Linked DNA regions of Homo sapiens: all the other regions are linked to region 3. Evidence: chromatin loops called from intact Hi-C (ENCODE). Cell type or tissue: MCF 10A. All regions are shown on one strand.

Region 1 (2,500 bases), 150 kb after region 3:
ATGTCCTTTGCTTTTAAAAGGTAGAACCAAGAAAAAAAAAGCAATAGCAGAATACGGGCACGTATTCTAAAGAATTATAAATGGATTTTGCAGCACTTAATTTCTGTTTTTTTTTTAAGTACCTTTCTTTGATTCTTTGTCTCCTCATTGGTACCATCCCAGAACACTGATGTCTTCTGCCAGATCAGACCTGTCTTGATCATCTTCCCCACCTAAATCAGGATGTGTCCTCCCTTCTACCTTTCCAGAAATCCCACCTTAGTTTTCATACTTTTCTTGATTAACTGGTCATAAGATGATTTCCCTCAACTCCACCCTGTCTCAACATGCAACTCCCCATGAGTCAATCTTCATAATTGTTTCTAATGTGTTTGTTCCATGGTGTGTGTTGAGTAACTGTTGTTGCCATTTGCATGACTACATAGTGGTTACTGTTTATTTCTGCAGTTTGGTGTTTTTTTTAAGTCTTGAAATAGGATTTATTAACCGGAAGTGTTTCTTTTTATTTCTTAATTAAATTCAGTGAGAAGCTTATCATGAAATGTTATTCTTAGGCTGGCATTCATAAAACACTGGAGTGTTTCATTTTCTCCTGATCTCAATCTGCCTTCCAAAGCTGCTAATGACAGATGAGAGCAAGATTATAATTTTAGTTAGGGTGTGGTGGCTCATACCTGTAATCCCAGCACTTTGGGAGGCCAAGGCTGGAGGATCCCTTGAACTCTAAAGCTCGACACCAGCCTGGGCAACACAGGGAGACCCTGTCTCAAAAAAAAAAAAAATTTAAAAAGATTATAATTGTATGTAGTCAAAGAAATGTGTTTCTTTTCAAAGGCAATGTGTCAGAACTTTGTCCCATCTCTGGGCCTTTTCTTTATTATCTTAAACTCTAAACTATAGAATTAGCCTCCTCAACTATAGTTTTTGCAGGCCAGTTCACTCTCCTTGCTCTAGAACTCTGGATAGCCTATATATTTCCATCATCCTGTCTCTTTCATAAAGAATCTTGCCTTTAAATGAAAGACTACTCCTTAAACATTAGTACTTGTAATATTCAATCACCTACACATATTAAAGAACGCCTGCCCTCTTGTGTCCAGGGAGACTGCTACAGCAAGTATTGAATTAGCAAACTTGTCATTCCGGAAATACAGCATTCTACCCTACAGGGATTATCTACCAGGGAGCTTTCTCAAGGCTGCCAAGTATGGTTGTACAGTTTGAAAAATGATCCCAGCCCAAGACACGAATGCAATCCATTTTACACTCTGTCAAGCCATATATCCTTGCCCAGGTCATGTCTTTCTAGAGAGGTGACCCATTAAAATTTCATTCAAGAGTACTGTTAAACCTTGTACCACTTGGAATGTGCAACTTTCTCTAATTTACACAAAGCTCTCTATAGCTTAATGGCAGCCGTGTAGAGGCTCATTAAGAGTTAGTTGGGGCCGGGCACGGTGGCTCACGCCTGTAATCCCAGCACTTTGGGAGGCCGAGGCGGGCAGATCATGAGGTCAGGAGATCGAGACCATCCTGGCTAACATGGCGAAACCCCGTCTCTACTAAAAATGCAAAAAATTAGCAGGGCGTGGTGGCGGGCGCCTGTAGTCCCAGCTACTTGGGAGGCTGAGGCAGGAGAATGGCGTGAACCCAGGAGGTGGAATTTGCAGTGTGCCAAGATCACGCCACTGCACTCCAGCCTGGGCGACAGAGCGAGACTCCGTCTCAAAAAAAAAAAAAAAAACTAAGAGTTAGTTGGACAGTCCTCTCATCGTGTAACTTTCCTACTCAAGAAATTTCAAGAAATTAAAATCAGATTGTTAGAGCTGAATAGCTGAATGACATTAGTCCCAGGTTATCAGAAGAAGGAAATAAGGAAGAGAGAGGCAAAATAAGAACTGTCAAATTCATTAGAGGCAAGCAGGAAACTAAAATGCAGGTCTTCTGACTCCCAGTCCATGCTCTTACCTCCGGTTTCAGGTGACCCGTTTCTTTGACCCCACCTTACTTATTCCATACTAGGCTAGAATAGATGTGTAATAGCATGCATAGGGCTGGTGGGGTGATTTGAGGCAGTATGTGGACAAACATTTTTTGCACATTAGTAGAAATGTATTTGTTTTAATGTATTTCTTTGGGAAAAAACAAAAACATTAAGTCCATAGTTTCTGAGACATTATGATATATGACAAGGGTAAGTTAAGTTTGAAAAGTGAGTTAATTTGAAGAAAGATATTAAGTAGTGCATATGTTAATAGCTTGATTTAGCCATTGACAATGTATACATATATCAGAATATCATTTTGTATGCCAAAATATATACAATGTTTCCTTGTCAGATATCAAAATATCCTTTCTTTTGTATAACATAAATATATATAATTTTTACTTGTCAGTTAAAAAATAACAAAAATATTAACTAAATGATAGTTCAGATAGTACTCAGATATGGCAAAAATGATAAAAGTGGTAAAAAATCATGGTAGAAATTTGAGACCAT
Region 2 (2,500 bases), 480 kb after region 3:
ACAGCACCACTTCTGCCACGGATCCCACACCACACCCTAATAACGTGTAGAGCTGTAAATATATGGCATAATCATTTCTGTTGCATCACTTGTACTGAGCACAAGGCAGGCTCATTCTCACCCTTCAAGTCTCAGCCTAAATGCTGCCTCCCCAGAGATGCCCTTCTTGATGAGTGTCCTCTTCTAGTTAGTTTCTATCTCATCATTCTGGTTTTTTTTTAAATAACTTTATCACAATGTTTTATGCCGCTTGTTTACTTACTAATTGTGTCTCCCATAGAAATGTAAGATCCATGAGGCCAGGATCTTTTATTTATTTTTTATATATTTTTTGAGACAGTGTCTCACTGTGTTGCCCAGGCTGGAGTGCAGTGGTGTGAACATGGCTTACTGCAGCCTTGACCTGTGCTCAAGCAAGCCTCCTACCTCAGCCTCCTGAGTAGCTAGAACGAAGACAGGTACATGCCATGACACCTGGCTAATTTATTTATTTTTAATTTTTTTGTAGAGATGAGGTCTCGCTATGTTGCCCAGGCTGGTCTCGAATTCCTGGACTCAATCATTCCTCCTGCCTTGGCTTCCCAAAATGGGATTACAAGCGTGAACCACTGCTCCCGTGTTTATGTTTTCAGTTTTAATTTTAATTTGTTGGGAGGCCAAGGCAGGTGGATCACTTGAGCCCAGGGGTTTGAGACCAGCCTGGGCAACATGGTGAAACCCTGTCTTTACAAAAAATACACACATTAGCTGGGTGTGGTGGTGGGCACCTGTAGCACCATCTGCTTGGGAGGCTGAGGTGGAGGTGGAAGGAACACCTGAGCCTGGGAAGTTGAGGCTGCCAAGAGCTGTGATTGTGCCACTGCATTCCAGCCTGGGTGACAGAGTAAGACCCCGTCTCTAAATAAATACATATTTTTTTTTAGAGACAGAGTTATGCTCTGTCACCCAGGCTGGAGTGCAGTGGCACAATCATAGCTTGCTACAGCCTTGAACTCCTGGGCTCAAGTGATCTTCCCGCCTCAGCATCCCAAAGTACTGGGATTACAGGCATGAGCCACTGCAGCTGGCCCTTTTATTTTTATTTATTATTGTATCTCCAATTCCTAGCATAGAGCCTGGTGCACAGCAGGTGATTGTAAATCTTTATTGAGAAAGTGAAAAGGTACTAGAGAGCTCCCTCTTGTGGATGCTTAGGCTGCGAATCCCTTTTGAGGCATGCATGGAATTGCAACGTTACTCCTGCCCATGGCTTTTTGTATTTGAAACATCTGGAGTCCTGTAAAGGTGATTGCATTTTGCTATTCAGGAAGGGTCGCTAATTTCAGCTTAAGATGTTCAAGTTTCATAAAAAGAAAAGATGATAGGTGATGGAGCTCCCCCAGGAGAATTCAGAGAGCGAACCTGAGAGAAGATAGGGGAAGAGAAAATGGTCACGACTCAGACAGAGGTCCTACTGTCTCTATTATGTCAGTTGCCTAATTTGAGGCACACTTTTGTGGCCCAGGAGGTGTCCAGGCAAGCGAGCAAGGGAAATGATTGTTGTAAATGACCATTATGCCAGTGCCCGGGGCAGTGGCTGAAGTGGAGGACCCAGTGGGTGCCACATTTTAGGGTAAAGTGGCCCAGGCAGGCTGCCACTCTCTGCACCGCATGCCACTTTATGGTTGAAGCTAAAGATGACACCTGCTCTTTCCCTGGGGTATTTTGTGAGTCAGAGACTGAAGCCAGCACAGCTGCTCCTCTGCAGGGCATTGTCATTCCCTGCTGCAGCCCCATATCTGGGAGCAGCCCTGGTCTCCCCCTTCTCTCTTCCCTTCCACATTTGTCAATAGCCAATTGATTTAATCTTCCAACTCTCTCTTGATTATGGTTTGCTTTTCTCCTTCTCCTTTGCTGGAGACCAAGCTGGCATCTTTTTTGCCTAATTGATTGCAAGAATCTCCTGAGAGTTTATTCCAAATCAGACTTGATGGCTTCTATTTTACTTTTTAGTATGATCTCAATCAGGTCCGTCTCCAGATTAAATTAACAGATCCTCTGTTGTTTCATTGATCAAAGATCTCCGTCTTTCTCCTTCCTTAAGCCTTATCTTATTACTTATATTTTCTTCCCTCCTCTCAATTCTTAAGATTTTCCCCTATTTTTCCAGTTTCTAGAACTTATAATGCTTTTTTTTTTCTTTTTTTAAAAATAGTGCTTTTGCACCATAGTTTCATTTTGTCCAGCACACGATTAATTTATGTATACTGGCCTACTATTCTGAGAGCCTGTAAAGCTCACTTTTATTTCTATTAGCTTTAAAAGATTCCATAGTAATTTCCATAGAGATACTCATGTTGTCTGCAAATGAAGACAGGTTTACTTCTTTCTTTCCAAAGTGTCTGCATGTACTTCTTTTTCTTTTTATCTTTTTTTTGAGAGAGTCTCACTCTTTCGCCCAGGCTGGAGTGCAGTGGCACAATCTCAGCTCATGGCAACCTCTGCCTCCTGGGTTCAAGCA
Region 3 (2,500 bases):
CCGCCTCCTGAAGCCTCCCTATATAACCTACTGCTTCCCACCACAAGCATGGTTTTTTCCCTTCAGAGCCCTCCTACCTCTCTACCGGTGAGCTGTTCTCTTCTTTCCTGCCTATTAAACTTTCCGCTACTTGACCCGCTCCGTGTTTGCGTCTGTGTCCTTAATCTTCTCGTCACGCGATGACGAACCTTGGGTATGTCCCCAGACAATGAAGCCGCTTCAGCAACTCAACCTTTGAAATAGTATAGAAATACGATATGCATGACTGGAACTTGCATCTGTGTGTACACAGCTACTAAGTAACAAAACATTTCACCAAGAGATTACACCATCCCTGTTCTTTCATTTATTTAACAAAGATATTTATTTAATGCCAGACAATGTTCTGAGCACCTGGGAAATAGCAATGGACAATGCAGATTTGGTGCCCGTCCTCATCCAAGTCCTCAGCATCTGCTTCCTGTATCACAAAAATGACGTCAAACTGACTTCCTGCATTAGTCCTGCCCACTTCCATCCAACCCATCCTGCTATCAGAAAGAAAGCACAAGTCCAATCATGTCACTGCACTGTTGCTAACATGTCAATTGGCAACTCTGCTTTACCTACAGAATACAGTCCAAGTTACTTAATACAGCACAAAGTGCCCGTAATCTCCCTACTTATCTTTTACTCACCTATCCCTTCCCCATGCTCTCAGCTTCCTCCCTACTTCCTTAAAGCGTCATGCAAATTTATGCCGCTGTGTCCTTATTTATGCTACTCCCTCGGAATAGAATTTATCACTTCTCCATAGAGGTGGGAAACATCTACTCATCCTCAAGATTTAACCGGAATCTCAACTTTCCTTAGCTTTTTTTTTTTTTTTTTTTCCTGAGACGGAGCCTCGCAGTGTTGCCCGGCCTGGAGTGCAGTGGCCCAATCTCGGCTCACTGCAACTTCCGCCTCCCAGGTTCAAGAGATTCTCCTGCCTCAGCCTTCCAAGTAGCTGGAACTGATTACAGGCACCTGCCACCGCGGCCGGCTAATTTTTATGTTTTTAGTGGAGACGGGGTTTCACCATGTTGGCCAGGCTGGTCTCGAACTCCTGACCTCGTGATCCACCCGCCTTGGCTTCCCAAAGTGCTGGGATTACAGGTGTGAGACACCGCGCCCCCTCAGGGCTTATTCTTATTCATATTTCCTTGCCCCAACACAGTGCCTTGGAATGAATAAATGAATGAATGAATGAATGAATGAATGACAACATGAGATAACTGAATATATTTCTACTCTGGACTCCAGCACTCATCTATACTCTGTTAATTTCAGTCAATTTATTTCTCTTTTCTAAGTGTGAGTTTCTTCCCCTGTTAAATCAAGAAGTTTATCAGGTTCCTTCCAACCGTAATATCATATGACCTTGAGGTTATAAACTCTCATTCATTGTGAGATGAGTTAAATAGAATGTGATAACTACAGCAGCCACCAGAAGGCAGCAGAAGCTTAACCTTGGAATTTAGAACTTGATACTGCGTTTATCTAAAAGGCAAAACTGAAAAGCATGTTTAATTAAAAATGACTACATTTAAATAGTATATTTAAATACTATATATAAATATTATAATTATATCTAATACAGTGAGATGTTCATACTGTAGGAGGCAGAGAATTGAGGTGGGCTGAGGAGTCCCCATATTCCCTCCAGTTTATACTCTAGTCTAGGGGATGTGCAATTTTGATAGACCAGTGAGTGGGATTATCTACACTGTTGAAAATGTATTTCTTGTACTCACTTTCGTTTTCTGGGGTTTAGGGCGTGAGAATGGTGGGAGTGGCAATAGTGGTGATAGTGATGGAAGTGGTGATTGTAGTAACAAACAGAATTCACCAGTTAAATGTGCCCATAATGCAAGTTCAACTCCAAAGTATGAATTTATTTCTGCCCCGATGAGAGTAGAAATCCAAAGTTCACATTTTCACCATTGAAAATTTCCCATGAACACAAAACAAGGTAATAGAGGCAAAGTCACATGTCTGCAAAGCATAAACCCTTCAAATTCAGCCCTTATACAAAGGAGCTGTAGTGTTTACCCCAAGCTAAACCATCTACTTCAGAAGGACATAATATGATTAAACAAAAACAGTTTTAAAATACATATGACATGAGACCCCTAATGGCACAGGAGTCTTTCTATATGAATTTATTTATGTATTTTAATGTCCAAGCACCTTCTCCTTGCCTCTTCTCAGGCAATAAGATGACCAGGGCCAGGTTTTTCTTCTATTATTTTTTATTAGCCATTTTTATTGATACTTTACCAGGTCTTGTGCTGGGTGCCAAAGGTGTAAGGATGAACAGGAATGAATAAGTAGGACATGGACTGTGCCCCCAGGAGTTTAGATTATGGTGTCATGATAGAGAATACAGTGTGAAGGTTTAGGATTCTGCTTTCATAAAGAAGTCCTAAAACCTCATTTTCGGGGCACCTACATCAATTATATTTTAGCACAGAAAAAT

Evidence for each region. Peaks named below come from ENCODE experiments on the same cell type or tissue, not always from the same donor. Only the 100,000 strongest peaks of a DNase experiment are listed, where the experiment ranks them.
Region 1: it touches region 3 in a loop (6-fold over the local background); 22 of 110 quality-filtered maps call a loop at or near these places.
Region 2: it touches region 3 in a loop (19-fold over the local background); 18 of 110 quality-filtered maps call a loop at or near these places.

The regions. Positions count from the first base shown.
Region 1 is chr12:14,513,025-14,515,524 of GRCh38, reverse strand. All of the region lies in intron 6 of PLBD1 (phospholipase B domain containing 1), which reads left to right. Among named protein-coding and RNA genes, the nearest start is that of PLBD1-AS2, 16 kb to the left of the region's middle. In MCF 10A, CTCF peaks have their summits at 887 and 1,098 (motif pointing left); a DNase peak (open chromatin) is centred at 1,114.
Region 2 is chr12:14,184,772-14,187,271 of GRCh38, reverse strand. No RefSeq gene overlaps it. Among named protein-coding and RNA genes, the nearest start is that of ATF7IP, 180 kb to the left of the region's middle. RefSeq lists an enhancer at 1,226-1,345. In MCF 10A, CTCF peaks have their summits at 972 and 1,172 (motif pointing left); a DNase peak (open chromatin) is centred at 1,181.
Region 3 is chr12:14,663,591-14,666,090 of GRCh38, reverse strand. All of the region lies in intron 10 of GUCY2C (guanylate cyclase 2C), which reads left to right. GUCY2C-AS1 (GUCY2C antisense RNA 1) reads right to left here and starts at 455. Exons shown (of 6, transcript NR_186173.1): 1 at 394-455; 2 at 78-232. In MCF 10A, a CTCF peak has its summit at 1,459 (motif pointing right); no DNase peak of the experiment used is centred here.